Regions from separate parts of the Homo sapiens genome. Here region 2 is linked to region 1. The links are chromatin loops, found by intact Hi-C in ENCODE. Cell type or tissue: CD4-positive, alpha-beta T cell. All regions are shown on one strand.

Evidence for each region. A loop is a pair of places that touch in the nucleus more often than their neighbours do. Peaks named below come from ENCODE experiments on the same cell type or tissue, not always from the same donor. Only the 100,000 strongest peaks of a DNase experiment are listed, where the experiment ranks them.
Region 2: a loop joins it to region 1, with 6 times the contacts of the local background. A loop is called at or near these places in 7 of 110 quality-filtered maps.

Annotation. Positions count from the first base shown.
Region 1 is chr1:48,469,053-48,477,052 of GRCh38, forward strand. SPATA6 (spermatogenesis associated 6) reads right to left here and starts at 3,152. Exons shown (of 13, transcript NM_019073.4): 1 at 2,906-3,152. The coding sequence starts at 2,956. LOC124904175 (a long non-coding RNA gene) reads left to right here and starts at 1,318. Exons shown (of 2, transcript XR_007066074.1): 1 at 1,318-1,900. RefSeq lists a silencer at 2,834-3,223 and an enhancer at 3,434-3,483. In CD4-positive, alpha-beta T cell, no CTCF peak of the experiment used is centred here; DNase peaks (open chromatin) are centred at 1,219 and 3,229; H3K4me3 peaks cover 1,602 bases; H3K27ac peaks cover 1,042 bases.
Region 2 is chr1:48,773,426-48,781,425 of GRCh38, forward strand. The region is part of intron 6 of AGBL4 (AGBL carboxypeptidase 4); the gene reads right to left. BEND5 (BEN domain containing 5) reads right to left here and starts at 3,466. Exons shown (of 6, transcript NM_024603.4): 1 at 3,181-3,466. The coding sequence starts at 3,406. In CD4-positive, alpha-beta T cell, no CTCF peak of the experiment used is centred here; a DNase peak (open chromatin) is centred at 3,526; H3K4me3 peaks cover 1,945 bases; H3K27me3 peaks cover 240 bases.

The sequences.
Region 1 (8,000 bases):
AAACTCCTGGGCTCAGGTAATCCTCCTGCCTCAGTCCCCTGAGTAGCTGGAACTACAGGTGCCTGTCATCATACCCAGCTAATATCCTTATTTTTAGAAGACACATGCTGAAGTACTTACAGGTGGAGTATCATTATGTCAATTTATTTTCAATTTTTAGCAAAAAAATAAAAAATTTATACATAAACATACACATACATATAGACAAATCAAATTAATGTACATGGTCATGGGTTACAGTTATTCATTGAACTATTCTTCTAAGTACTCTGTATGTTTGAAAAATTTCATTTAAAAAGTTGGGGAGAAAGATGCCAGTTTTAATAGATACAGAGTGATCTCCAGGACATACTGAACGAAGAAAAGCAAAGGTACAGAATAGTTTATACGCTACCTATTTCATAAAAACAAATATCTATTTATATATATATATATATATATATATATGTTGTGTGGTATGTGAGAGAGAGTTTGTGTATCTGTTTATATCAAAACCAGTGAAAATGGTTAAAGCAGATGAGTATAGGTGGGAAATAGTTTTGAGCCTGGAAGCAACACTTCTCTGAGTATATCATGTTATAGTCTTGAACTTGAACCATGTAAATGTAAAAAGGAAATAGACAAGAAAGGAACTAAAATCAAAATGAAGATGTTAAAAATATCTAGGGTCATATAACCTTTCTATTCAATCAAAGCCAAATTAATCAATCAATCAAACATGTTTAACTTTTACGTCTGCTAGTGGGGTTTTTTTTGTGGGGGGGGCGGTCAGGGGCGTTGTTTGTTTGCTCCTTCTGAGCATCAGAGCCATTTTAAAAGGCTTTTGTTGTTCAAAAATTCGGGAACATTTTGCACATCTGCTTCTAAACAGTTGTGCAATCCTAGATAAATAATAGCCATGCTGAGCATCGATTTTCTTGGCTGTAAAAAGGGATTGAATCCAATGATTTCCATCTAAGATGTCTCGGAACTATAAAATTCTGTGACTTAAATGTTTGTTGGGGAAAAATATTATTTCCACCATCATAGTTTTCTTTAGCTCTGATAAGTAACAAAGCTCCGTTATACAGTGAATTACACAGTCATTCACTTTTCTGCAATACAACTAATACTCAGGAGAAATGTAGCTATTCCTCCGACTCCTTCAAGCAGTAATCAGTTACAACAGAGTACTTCCTCTTAGAAAGTTTGTATTGGCAACGTTAGGGAAGCTGCAGCCAGCCAGTCAGGCAGCTGCGCTCACCAGACTGCTAAACACCATTAGTTGGCAGGAGGAGGAAGAAGCCAGTAACAAAATCTATTAAGGCTGAACTCTGAAGGAGTTTCACTAACTTGTGTCCTGGGCCAAGGGATCGAGAAAGTTTCGTGCATTCTTCTTGCTAAACTAATTTTACTTTACAAAAAGTTGTCAAAAATGGCAGCTTTGGGAGGAAAACAAGCAAAGCTAGGGCTATGGAGTTTCCGAGAAAAATCTCTGCAGGCTTGAAGATAAAGGGAGAGTCCAAGAAAATTTCTACTTCACCACCACTGCCTCACACTCTGCCCCACGCACACTTGCCTTCTTTAAGACCTAACAAAAGACCTAAAACAGTCCTGTGATTTTCCTAGGGGTTTAAGTTCTGTGCTGCAGCAACCTCATTCTAACGTGACGAAGGCCAGCCAGGAAAGGCGGGAAGCTGCAAGCACGGGTTAAGTGGAGCCTGGCCAGTAGGGTGTACAGGAAGGAAATGCAGAGGGCTCCTGGCTGCAGCACCCAGGAGAGTAATGGTAATATTTCAGCACTCTCAACCCCCAAGTTTTCCTAGGAGATCAAACAGAAGGCAATATACATAAGAAGACTTACTGAGTAAGAAGGAGCGAAGAGACCGAATGGTGAATTTTGGTTCCAAACTCCGTACAGGTCTGTGCCTGCAGGACTAAAACGGGGTGTGGAAAGGGTCTTGTGGAGATTTCCTCCAGAACAGACAAGCGGGAGTATTCCTCTAAACAGGGGAATGAGAGGGTTCTCTAAAGAATGCAGGGGAAGAAGTTCAAAACCCTTGGAAGTCTTCTGAGATCAACAAGGGGAATAGAGTTTTCTCCTAGCATGGAGAGGTCCAGCCCCTTCACTGGATGAGTGGGGTTCTCTGCCCCAGCTGGACTTCCACAGGAGGATGGAGGAAAGCATCCTCTTGAGCAAGTCTGGAGAGTGAAGGGGTGGGGTTGCAAGGTTGGAGAAGGAGGTGTTTCCCTCATAAAAATGACTGGGCCTTTCTTGCAATGGCTGGCACAAAGTCGGAAGGGTCTGGGGACGGGAGGGGCCTGAAGTGATTTCTGAGGAGTTGGGTTTTTCCTGTAAGGCCCTGGGAGGGAAGGCAAGGTACTTTGCGCAATGACACATTTCAGTTGTTGGATGTGAAGATTCTCCTTCGAAGACAGAATAAAGAAAGGCCCCTTCATTAATGCGGGTTTGAAACTGGTCTGAAATGGTGTGCCTGCAGGGATTCGGGAGGAAATGCGACGCCCACCCCCAGACTTGGGAAAGGCGGGGGCAATAATTCTCTAAGAGAACTGGAGCCCGAAAGAGGAATGAAAAGCCCCCGCGCCGCGCACATACACTCTCTCTCACTGGAAAGTTAGGAGCGAGGAAAGAACTCTGAAGTGATTTGGGAACGATCTGAAAGCGCGCAAGTTGGAAGTCGGGTTGAAGCCAGCATAGCGGAGCAGGGGTCAGGCCTCTGCGTGGCCGGAGTGGGAGAGCGCTTCTGAGAACAAGATGGGGCAGGACCGAAGGGGCGTGAGGTCGACGCTCCCTAGGGATGATTCGGAGGGTGAAGGAGGTTTGGGGGTGGTTCCGGGCTCTCGGAGGTGACTGAGGGAGTCCCTGAGCCAATGCCCGGGGGTGGGAGGCGCTACCGGTACTCACTGAGCTGATCTCCAGCGCCAGGGCGCACTGCAGCGCCTTCACCTTCGGCATCCGTGCGGGGAGGGGCGGCGGGGAGTGACCCCGGCCACGGGCCCGAGTGAGGCGGGGAGACCTGGGGCTGGGCGGGGACGGGGAGGAGACGAGGTGGCGGCGGCGGTGGCAGCAGTGGCCCCCAGGCCGGGGCCCGCGGTCCAGCCTGGGTTCCGCCGGAGAAGCAGCTGAGCGCGGGGCGCAGACTCGTTGTCATGGCAGCCAGGAGGGGCGGGGCCGGAAGAGAGGCCGCGCGGGGCACTCCAGGGCTACCCGCGCTGGGACGAGCGCTGGAGGCGGAGCTTGACGAACGCCGAGCGAGGCGGAGTCGGGCAGGGGGCGGGGCTTCCGAAGGGGCGGGGTGAGGCAAGGCAGCTCTTCTGTGACGTCAAACTGCGCCCAAAGCCGGACGAAAGGGAGCTGCTGTTTGTATAATGGGACGGTGCTCTGTTCAGGGAGTTGGAGTTCCTGTAAGGCCGTCGGAGGGAACCCCTGAGTTACAACGTGGTGATGGCACCTTGGGCTAGTGGCGACCCACTGTGGCCTCAGTTTTCCCAATTGTAAAAGAATAATAATTATTGTTAGTCCTCCTATTTAAATTTCACGGCACGGTTTACAAAGCCAGCATAAGGATACTGGGAATTAGGGAAGAGACTTGCCCAAATCAAAGTCGGAACCAGGACTGGAACCCAGGAGCTCTCAAGTTAAACCCCAGTTGCCTCCCTGAGGAGAGGGGCTTGCATCAGATGGTCCATACTCCTAGTCTCCTATTCTGTGATTCCCTTTGTTAGCGCGTTCCCTTTTCCCTTCAAATTTTCCTGTCTAATTCACCCATGTATGCGTCTTAATGCATATTGCTTAAGTGGAACTGTCAATGAGGTGCCAACAATAAGTCCAGCTGTGAAGGGCCTGACAATAGACCATCAAAGATAAAAAGAACCTAAGAGATTGCCCAATCCAATCATGTTAAAAATCATTTGTATTGCAAAATACATTATACATGCAGAAGTGTATAAAACACGTTTATCTTAATAATAATGTGAACAGTACCTGTACAACTAGCACCCGGTTAAGAAATAAAACATTACCAGCACCTGAAAAATGCCCCCAACGATTACATTGCCTTTCTCGCCCTGGAGTAACCACTACCCTGACTTTTGTACAATAATTCTCTTCCTTTTGCCATTCATGTATGCATTTCTAAACAAGATATTGTTTAATGTTTTCCGGTATTGATAGTATATAAATGGTATTAATACTGTATGTATTCTTCTGTGATTTGCTTCTCCCACTTAATATTATGCCACCGGTGATGCTGTGTAGCTGAAGTTTTTTCCATTGCTGGACAGTATTCCAATATAGATTGATTTATCCTTCCTACTATCAATGATCACTTACACTGTTTTCATTTTTAGCTATTATTAACAATGTTGTGAACATTGTAGTACAAGTCTGTGTCTATTAATGCACATGTACTAGCGTAGGAGTGGGTTAGCTGGGTATTAGGGTTTTGCACATGTGGGTCTTTAAAAAGTAAGACCACACCATTTTCCAAAGTAGTGTACCTATTTATGTTTCTGGTGCTTATGTATAAGAGTTCTTATTTTTCCACATCATCAGCAACATTTGTGTTTGGATTTTTAACTTTTGTATATTTGGATGTGTGTATTTTAGGTATTTCATTGTGGTTTTATCTTGAATCTCTGGGTACTGTTGAGGTTGAGTACCTTTGGTTTTGTTAGCCTTTCCATTATCTCTTATTGAACTGCCAAGTAGTTATCTTGCCCCCTTTTCTGTTGGTCTCTCTCTCAGTTCTTTATATACTCTGGATAATAATTATATGTCTACTCTATATGTTGCAAATATCCTTTCCACTTTGTGTTTGTATTTTAATTTTACATATAGTCTGTGATGAACAGAAGATAAATTGTTGTCATGGAGTATGAGTATTCTCAGTTTGACCATATAATTCCAAGTTGCTATCCAGAATGCCATACCAGTCTATGCTCCCAATATTCGAAGGTTACTATGGCCCCACATTCTTCCCAGGCTTGGCATTATCAAGGGTTCTTGTTTTCCCCCAACATAACAGATGTAAAGTGTTATCTCACTATTGAATTTTTCAGATTACTGATGAGTCTGAGCATGTCTGTATATGCTTATAAGATTTTCTATCTTTACTAAAAATCATCTGCTCATAATGCTTTACCCCATATTCTATCAGGATTTTTGTCTTTTTTTTAGGAATTTTGTGTATTCTGGTTAGTTAATAAATTAATTCTAAGACACTACAAAAATCTTCTCTCTTTATGGTATTTTTATGAACTTTGCCCAGGATTTTGTTTTGTTTTGGGGTTTTTTGGGTGTTTTTTGTTTTGTTTTGTTTTTGACAGGGTTTTACCCGTCACCCAGGCTCTGGAGTGCACTAGCACAATCTCGGCCCACAGCAACCTCTGCTTACCCAGTGATATGGTTTGGCTGTGTCCCCACCCAAATCTCATCTTGAATTGTACTCCCATAATTCCCATGTGTTGTGGGAGGGACCTGGTGGGAAATAATTTGAGTCTTGGGGGTGGTTTCCCCCATACTGTTCTCATGGTAGTGAATAAGTCTCACAAGATCTGATGGTTTTATCAGGGGTTTCCGCTTTTGTATCTTCTTGTTTTCTCTTTCTGCCACATGTAAGAAGTGCCTTTTGCCTCCTGGCATGATTCCGAGGCCTCCCCTCCCTGTGGAACTGCAAGTCCAATTAAACCTTTTTTCCTTTCCAGTCTTGGGTGTGTCTTTATCAGCAACATGAAAATGAGCTAATACAGTAAATTGGTATCAGTAGAGTGGGTGTTGCTGAAAAGATATCCGAAAATGTGGAAGCGACTTTGGAACTGGGTAACAGGGAGAGGTTGGAACAATTTGGAGGGCTCAGAAGACAGGAAAATGTGGGAAACTTTGGAACTTCCTAGGGACTTGTTGAATGGCTTTGGCCAAAAGCCTGATAGCCACATGGACAATAAGGTCCAGGCTGAAGTGGTCTTAGGTGGAGATGAGGAACTTATTGGCAACTGAAGCAAAAGTGACTCTTGTTATGTTTTAGCAAAGAGACTGGGGGCATTTGGCCCCTGCCCTAGACATTTGTGGAACTTTGAACTTGAGAGAGGTGATTTAGGGTATCTGGCAGAAAAAAATTCTAAGCAACAAATCATTCAAGATGTGACTTGGGTGCTGTTAAAGGCATTCAGTATTATAAGGGAAGAATAGCATAAAAGTTTGGAAAATTTGCAGCCTGATAATGCGATAGAAATGGAAAACCCATTTTCTGAGGAGAAATTCAAGTTGGCTGCAGAAATTTGCACAAGTAATGGGGAGCCAAATGTTAATCCCCCAGACCATGGAAAAAATGTCTCCAGGCCATGTCAGAGGGCTTCACGGCAGCCTCTCCCATCACAGGCCCCGAGGCCTAGGAGAAAATGGTGTCATGCGCTAGGCCCAGGGTCCCCATGCTGTGTGCAGCCTAGGGACTTGGTGCCCTGCGTCCCAGCTGCTCCAGCCATGGCTGTAAGGGGCCAACATAGAGATAGGGCTGTGGCTTCAGGGGATGCAATCCCCAAGCCTTGGCAGCTTCCACATGGTGTTGAGCCTGCAAGTACACAGAGTCAAGAACTGGGGTTTAGGAACCTCCACCTAGATTTCAGAAGACATGTGGAAACACTTGGATGCCCAGGCAGAAGTTTGTTGCAGGAGTGGGGCCCTCATGGAGAACCTGTGCAAGGGCAGTGAAGAAGGGAAATGTGGGGTTGGGAGCCCCCATACAGTGTCCCTACTGGGGCACCACCTAGTGGAGCTGTGAGAAGAGGGCCACTGTTCTCCAGACCCCAGAATGGTAGATCCACCAACAGCTTGCACAATTCACCTGGAAAAGCCACAGACACTCAATACCAGCCTGTGAAAGCAGCTGGGAGGGAGGCTGTACCCTGCAAAGCCACAGGGGTAGAGCTTCCCAAGACCATGGGAACACACGTCTTGCATCAGCGTGACCTGGATGTGAGACCTTGGAGTCAAAGGAGATCATTTTGAAGCTGTAAGATTTGACAGCCTCGCTGGACATTGGACTTGCATGGGCCCTGTAACTCCTATGTTTTGGCCAATTTCCCTCATTTGGAATGACTGTATTTACCCAATACCTGTACCCAAATCATATCCAGGAAGTAAATAGCTTGCTTTTGATTTTACTGGCTCATAGGCAAAAGGGACTTGCCTTGTCTCAGTGTGGACTTTTGGGTTAATGCTGAAATGAGTTAAGACTTTGGGGGACTGTTGGGAAGGCATGATTGGTTTTGAAATGTGAGGACATGAGATTTGAAGGGGCCAGGGAAAGAATGATATGGTTTGGCTGCGTCCCCACTCAAATCTCATCTTGAATTGTACTCCCATAATTCCCACATGTTATGGGAGGGACCCAGTGGGAGATAATTTGAATGATGGGGGCTGTTTCCCCCATACTGTTCTTGTGGTAGTGAATAAGTCTCATGAGATCTGATAGTTTTATTAGAGGTTTCTGCTTTTGCATCTTCCTCATTTTCTCTTGCCGCTGCCAAGTAAGAAGTGCCTTTTGATGAGTTCATGTCCTCTGCAGTGACATGGATGAAGCTGGAAACCATCATTCTCAGCAAACTAACACAAGAACGGAAAACCAAACACCGCATGTTGTCACTCATAAGTGGGAGCTGAACAATGAGAACACATGGACACAGGGAGGGGAACATCACACACCGGGGCCTGTCGGGGGGTGGGGGGCTAGGGGAGGGATAGCATTAGGAGAAATACCTAATGTACCTGATGGGTTGATGGGTGCAGCAAACCACCATGGCATGTGTATACTAGCTATGTAACAAGACTGCACGTTCTACACATGTATCCCAGAACTTAAAGTATAAAATAAAAAAAAGAAAAAGTTCCTTTTGCCTCTGCCATGATTCTGAGGCCTCCCCAGCCACGTGGAATTCTGAGGCCTCCACAGCCATGTGGAATTGTAAGTCCAAGTAAACCTCTTTTTCTTCCCAGTCTCAGG
Region 2 (8,000 bases), 300 kb after region 1:
CAAGAGGGACAGCCTTAGTGAAGATTTATTCAAGCAAATGCCAACTGAAGAGATAGGCGGGTGGGGGACAGCTGTGTGTGCTCTGTAAGAGGGAGGATGGTAATGGAGAAAGAGCAGAATGGGCTTGAAAACTCAGAAACTAAAATTATACTCTGGCTTGAAAACTTGCCTTGAGCTGTAAGCTTCATGGACAGTTTTTCCATTTCCTTTCACTCCTTCCAAATCATGCTGTGTAGCTGATGGGAACATCGGCTACTTTACAAAGGAGACTGCCAAGTGGGGGCCTGGCACTGGAAGACCTGTGTTCCAATTCCAGCCTTGCCATTTATTAGCTGTGTGGCTGTAGGCAAGTCTCTGAGCTTCGGTGTCCTCATCTATGAAATGGAAATACTAACCACAGCAATACCTACCAAAATGTCACTTAGAGGACTAACAGAGATAATGTGTAGGCATATAGCAAGACTATCAGGAAAGAAGGAGTTTTGTTTTTCCTTGAACTGGGATTGTAATTTGATAAGTAGTGGTATAAACCACCTACTATGGGCAGTAAAATGTAAAGTCCCACAGCAGTCGGCTTTGACATTTCCTGAGTATAAAAAGAAGTATACTTCAAGACAGCTCTGGGCTGGCTTGGGCCAACACTCAGTATAGCAACATACTTCTCACCAAAAGCCAGAAAGCTGTGCTGAAACTACCTTGGAAACCATTCTATTTGTGTCAGAGAGATTAATTAATCAATTAATAGCTAATCCACAAACATAAAGCCACCTCTGCTTCCCACTTGAGGGGATTCCTCCTCACACCTGGTGCCATAGCACAGTGGTATTTACATATAGGAGATGCCAGATGAGCTCTCTGAAGTCACTGTAAGCAATTCTCAGAGCCACCAAGTTTAAGTCAGGAAGGGGTTTGAAGATACATAGGAGTTATTCCAGGGTAATGAATTCCCGAACTCACCCTGGCCCTTCGATCAGGTCTCTATGCAGGGCAGTGGGTACCCAGGAGATCAAAATTCAAAATGTGGTTTGGCCAACTTCAAGTTGTTGTCTTTTTTTCCCCTTTCTCCTCCCAAGAAAAAAACTGAAGAGAGGTAAGGGGAAGTGTTTTTCAACTAATTCAAACTGGCACACTTCTTTGAACCTACTCTGCCAGTTTCCAAATGATGCTTGGGTTTTTTAAATAACCATACAGATTTATCAACATTCTAACTTGGAGGATGAACAGTCTACAGGTTCAAAATTCATGGTTCTCAAACCAACAGCTACATGTATCTTGCTTCTGAGGACTTGTGTCGATTTCAAAATCAGAGCTGGTGGGAGCTGCCATCTGCCTAAGTGGCCTCTCTGCAGTGCCTGAAGAGTCAAGCACAGTGTATATGTATGTTTGCTGAATGAATGAGTAGATGAATGAAACAATCTCCAAGAGAGGAAAACAGCCATTACACACTAAGAAACTTATCACTGACTCTCTTTAACACATCACTTCTACTCTCCTAGGACCCTTCCAGATCTAGGAGTACAATACAATCGTCAAGAAGCATGCATGCATTTTCTTCTAGCAAAAGGGAAGCTAAGGTTACAACCTAGTTATAACTTCCTCAAGCCTATCGTCTTGGGAAATAAATTCCTAATCCTTTCCCTCAGGTAATTAAAGGCAAGTAAGCAAACAAAATAAAACCTAATCAGCTATGAATGGTTCCCTTTTCTAAAATCTGCTTCCCCTCCCTCAGTTTCTTTGGCCCTAGGTGTCTGGCAGTGGGTGGGCCTACACTTCGGTGTGCCAGGGCTTATCAGGGAGGTGGTATGGATAGAGCCTGTCAAAAAGGGTCCAAGTGCTGCTGGTCAGTTTCCAGTTCTTCCACTCTTCAACTTCTGCAAACCGATTTTTCAGAGGCAACATGAGTTGTGAGACTGAGCTAACTTGCCATGAGACCCTGGGCAAGTCTCTATGGGTTGAGAGAATGTTGGGTTCATCTTTTAGGCTAAATGTGAGGAAGCAAAGGAACTTGAAAAAAATAGAGAAGGTCTCAAAATTACAAAACATCTTCATTCAGTCACTAACCCTTCGTGTTCTTTCTGGTAGAAGGCAGGAACACTATTTGCCCACTTTAAGGTTCATTCTCCTTACCAGCAGGAGCTAAAAAGGCTGCTCCCCAAAACGGAGATGATACTTCCCCCTTCCTTGCTTGTCTAGACTCAAACTTTCTGGAACTAGCTGGGAAAGAGGGCCAGCTGTCTTCTCTTTACAAAGGAAAAGGTGTCTCAGCATGGCAGGAAGAACTGGAGCATAGGAGGATAAAGGGCTGGTTTCTTTCCCTATCACCAACTGAACCTCAGTACCCTCATCTACGAAATGGAGATGAGACTAGCTGCCTTAGCCCATCTCTCAGGGCCCTGGCAGGGCAGGGATGAGAGGTCCAGTGTTATTCTGACCCAGAAACTCTCTCCTGGCCCTCAACTCTCTCATTCAGGGAGCCTTCTGGGAGATTCAGAAAGGGGTGTGGAGGCTGAGGGATGCCTTAGGGCCTCTACCTCCTTACCTCTGCCACCTGGCCAGGGAGGGGCAGGAGAGTGTGGTGTGGAGCCCAGTGCACTGAGGTTCATGGCCTCCTCATCCTGTCCAATGTTGGCCCGGATGGGACAAGGATGTCATAGCTTCCCTCTGTGAGGAGGGACTCCCACCTAGAAGATCTGACAATATCCTTCTTGCTCCTCACTCCAAGGAGGTACCAACAGCCTTTAAAGGGAGAGAGACAGACAGCTTGAGAAACTTAATTCTTGACAGAAAAGAACAGAGGGAAGGAACTGGGAGAGAGGTAAAGAGAAGGTGAGAGAGAAATGACGGTACAAACAGGTAGGGAGAAAAATGGAAAGTGAAGGAACGAAGAAAACACAAAGAATCAGAAAGAGGAGGACAGACACAGATGAAGAGATGAAGACGGACTGACAGCGCGGGAGCTTCGGGGAAGCGGGGAAGACAAAGGGGACCATCCGGTCTTTTTAACTGGCCTGGCCTCTTAGAGACACCCCGTTCCCAAATGAAATGCCCAGAGGACGGGAGAAGGAGGCAGGAAGGAGCAAGCAGTGGCTCCCCCCGGTCCCCTCCGCCCGGGCCCCCGGCCCCTCCCGGGGTCCCAGCCCCCGCCCGGGTCCCACCGTCCCTCCCCGCCCGCTTGCTCACCTGCCAGCGCCAGGATCTGGGCCTTGTGGAGCAACAGCGCGCCCCAGTCGCGGGGGGCGCGCGGGGGGCTCTCGGGCCCGGCGCCCAATTCCTCCGGGCCCCGGTACACGGCGTACACCTTCTGGTTGTCAAAATCCAGCCGCGAGCGGGGGCTGAAGTCGCGCACGCACGACACGGGCAGCGCGTAGCAGACGTTGTCCTCCAGGAACCGCACAAAGGCGTACATGGTGGGCGCCGGGGGCGGGCCCCGGTCGGGCAGCTCAGCCCGCGGGGCGGGCGCGGAGGTGGGGATCCGGCGGGGGGCGCGAGTCTCGCTACGGTGCTGGGGGGGGCGGGGGCGGCTCCCCAGGACCCAGGCTCCCCCCACTGTTATTGTTCCTGAAAGCACCGTTCTGCCAATCGGCTGCTTTCGCCTGGGCGCGGAAAAGGGAGGGAGGGGGGGAAAGGGGGACGAGGGGCGGATGAGGGGGGTTTGGAAGCGCACTGCCACTTGCAAAGTCAGACCCGAGCAATCACAGCCGGAGCGCGATTCGAATGGGGAGGGAAAAGGGTTCAGAGATTCAGTTGCAATAAAAATAATAACAAGAGCATTGCAGGAAAAAAATGCATTGATTAAAAGGTGCGCTGCGTGCAGGATTATATTGCTTCAACAATCGCGCTGCCAAATTGCATTGCAACAAAACTGCATTGCCAAGTAGAGAAGTGTATGAGTGAGTGAATGCGGGATAGGGGTGGGGGCAATCTTGATTGAATCTCAAAGTGTAAACTTGGAAGCCAGCAGAAGTTTGGAGTGTTTTAAATGTAGCCACCCTACCCGCGCCCCCAGCCCCGCACCCTCCCCGCGCCTTTCCCAGCCCTTAGTTTGGCCCCGCCTTTTCTTTGCTTTCTTTCTTTTTGTTTGTTTGTTTGTTTGTTTTGTTCTGCAAAACTGCCAGCTCCCTCTGTGGAAAGGGTCAGTCAGACAGAAAATTTCCCCTAGAGCTGCCAAACCAGTTCTGACCAGAACTGGGGCTTATCTGAGATTTCCAGTTGTGCCAGCTGGCTGGGGAGGTGGAAGGTTTGTCAAGGGCTGCTCTCATCTGAGGGAGCAGTGGCGCCCCTCTCCTCTATAGTCTTTCTCCATTGAGATACCCTCTCCACAGCACGCCCACCACTGAGCAGGGACAACTTGGAATCGCGGAGGGAGTTGAGGAGCGCTCTGGGTAACACAGGCCCAAGGCTAGGGATTTCTGGAGCACTTTGAAGAGTACAGGAATAGTACTCCATGGAATAGCGGTCTTTGCTCTGTCTCTTGCCAAAGAGAGCCTGGAGGGGCTTGGGTCCCCTCCAAGACAAGCCGTGAGGACCAGCCAAAGGGGGCTGATTGGGCTCTGTACTCATAGGAACCCTATCCCACATCAGAGGAGGTCAGTACCTTCACAGGGATGCCTCGTATCAAATATGGCTAGTTATATTTCTGTTGCCTAGCCAGACCTGGCACTTGACAGGGAGTTAATGAATTTTGGGTAAAGAAGAATAAATAAAAACCCACATCCATCCATCCATCCATCCATCCATCCATCCATCCATCCATCCAACCATCCATCCATCTGTTCATTCATTCCTTTATTCAAGCAACCAATATTCACTGAGTTTACACCACCTGCCAGATTCTGGGCCAGGTGCTGGTGATAGAAATGAAAAGATAAACACCTGGATTCTTGGGCCTTGCAAAGTCAGTGTACCAGAACTTGAATCTCAGTTTTGGGTTCCTGTGCCAAAATTAGGTAACTGTATGAATAACATACCTTTCCCATCCTCACAACCTTTACAATCTAGTCTAGGAGTATTAAAGAAGTATAAGCAAGTAATGACAGTATAATGAGAAAAGTATTGTCATAGAGGAATGCTTAATGGAGGTGTTGGACTCAATTAAATGTTATATTTTTAAAAATTCATCTTAATAAACTTTAGCTGTAAGAAAAAAACAGAATAAGTGCACCAAAATGTTAATAGTGATTTTTTTAGCTTCTTAGTAGTGGTAGATGATTTTGTTTTTCCTTGTATTCATTGTGTGTGTGTGTGTGTATGTAACTATTTTCCACAATGTTTTATTACTTTATCATCAGAAAACATCAAACATTATAAAATCAAAGCACTGTGCTCATATTTCACATCAGCTGCACTGACAATGAGGCAGATATTTATTTCACTGTGAAATAGACAGTGCGTTATATAAGTGAATCCCATCAACATATAGCTCTCATATCCAAATGTGTAGGTCAGTACAAATTTTTTTAAACCAACCCACTGGTTATGTGGTACAGCCAAAAATGACCACCACTTGTCCTGATGCAGCTGTTGGTCTTATCTTGCCCCACAAGCTTGTGGAAAAAAAAGGAGCCACTCTGAGTTGTTCCAGCACATTTACTGTCATGATTATGATTTCTTTGGACTGATCCTCAGTGAGTTTTTATTTTAAGAATACATTCCTATGGTGGTCAAGGGGAAGTAATGTGCAGCAAGACTTCTGATAATTCACAAGATGGATCATGCAGAGTTGGCCGTATTTAACAAAAGTCCTTGAAGCTCCGGACTATGTTCCCAAAATGATTTCAAGTAGCCAATGGCCAACCTCCTCTCTGCATCTAAATGGGGGTGACCACAAAACATTACCAATCTCATCTCTTACTACCTTCCCAGACACAGTACACTCCAGACACCTAAACTATTTGACATTTCCAAAGATAGCATGTTTTAGCAGGTCCCAAGCTTTTGTGCTTTTTCTGCCTTCATCCTGGGAAGTTCTTCCTTCCTCAACTTACCCTGAAAATCAGCTCAAATGTCATTGCCTTTGTGAAGCCTTTCCCAACCACCCACACTTTTCAAGGATAGCCTATCTCTTTCTACTACAATATTTTGTCCCAGCACTTTTTATCTTCCCTCACTAGAATAAGAGCTCTTTGAGGGGAGGCAAAGGCTGAGTAACTTTAGCATCCCAGGTACCTAGCACAGGGCTGGGGAGTAAATGTTTATAAAACAAATGTATTAAAGAAGGACATAAAGAGAGCATGAATAACAAACCTCTTGCACATTTTTTCTTGAAAGTCTGTTCCTCTCTTTTTTTTTTTTTTTTTTTTTTTCTTGAGACGGAGTTTCGCTCTTGTTGCCCAGGCTGGAGTGCAATGGCCTGGTCTCGGCTCACTGCCACTTCCACCTCCCAGGTTCAAGCGATTCTCCTGCCTCAGCCTCCCAAGTAGCTGGGATTACAGGTGCTCGCCACCACGCCTGGCTAATTTTTGTATTTTTAGTAGAGACGAGTTTTCACCATGTTGGTCAGGCTGGTCTCAAATTCCTGACCTCAGGCAATCCACCCTCCTCGGCCTCCCAATGTGCTGGGATTACAGATGTGAGCCACCGCGCCCGGCCTTTATTATTATTAATATTATTATTATTATTACACTTTAAGCTCTGGTATACATGTGCAAAACATGCAGGTTTGTTACATAGGTATACACATGCCATGATGGTTTGCTGCACTCATCAACTCATCAACTACATTAGGTATTTCTCCTAATGCTATCCCTCCCCTAGTCCCCCAGCCCCCCACCCCCCTACAGGCCCCGGTATGTGATGTTCCCCTCCCCGTATCTATGTGTTCTCATTGTTCACCTCCCACTTATGAGAGAGAATAGGACACAAACAAATGAAAAAACATTCCATGCTCATGGATAGGAAGAATCAATATTGTGAAAATGGTCATATTGCCCAAAGTAATTTATAGATTCAATGCTATCCCCATCAAGCTACCATTAACTTTCTTCACGGAATTAGAAAAAACTACTTTAAATTTCATATGGAACCAAAAAAGAGCCCATGTAGCCAACACAATCCTAAGCAAAAAGAACAAAACTGAGGCATCATGCTACCTGACTTCAAACCATACTAGAAGGCTACAGTAGCCAAAACAGCATAGTACTGGTACCAAAACAGGTATATAGACCAATGGAACAGAACAGAGGCCTCAGAAATAATGCCACACATCTACAACCATCTGATGTTTGACAAACCTGACAAAAACAAGCATTGGGGAAAGGATTCCCTGTTTAATAAATAGTGTTAGGAAAACTAGCTAGCCATATGCACAAAACTAAAACTGGACCCCCTCCTTACACCTTATACAAAAATTAACTCAAGATGGATTGAACACTTAAATGTAAGACCTAAAACCATAAAAACTCTAGAAGAAAACCTAGGTAATACCATTCAGGACATAGGCATGGGCAAAGACTTCATGACTAAAACACTAAAAGCAATGGCGACAAAAGCCAAAATTGACAAATGGGATCTAATTAAACTAAAGAGCTTCTGCATAGTCTGTTCCCCTTTTTAAGGGTTGATGCTGAATCCCAACTCTGCCTTTCCCATTCCCAGTGATCGAAGGGCAGAAGAACATTGATTCTACCACTTGTAAGACAGACACATTCATTAACATATTAAATATCACTGCACCCTGGGGTTCAAATTCCCTACCCATGTCACTGTAAATCATTCCTATAAGGAGGCAGTTCCATTTTCCGATAACCCAGAAAGAGGAAAAGAACAGACGATGGACCCGGATGCTGACAGAGTAAACACAGATCAAAACACATGTTTCATAGATCCACAGAATCGATTCTGGAGTAGTCATGACTGGCACGGGATGCTTAAAGAGATACCCTTGGACGGCACCAGAAAGACGTCAGTTCCTGCTTCCTGTGTGACTCACACATTCAGTCTATGGATACAGCTTAATGGAAAACCTACTATGTGCCATAGGGCGCCTCTTCCACCCTACTGAA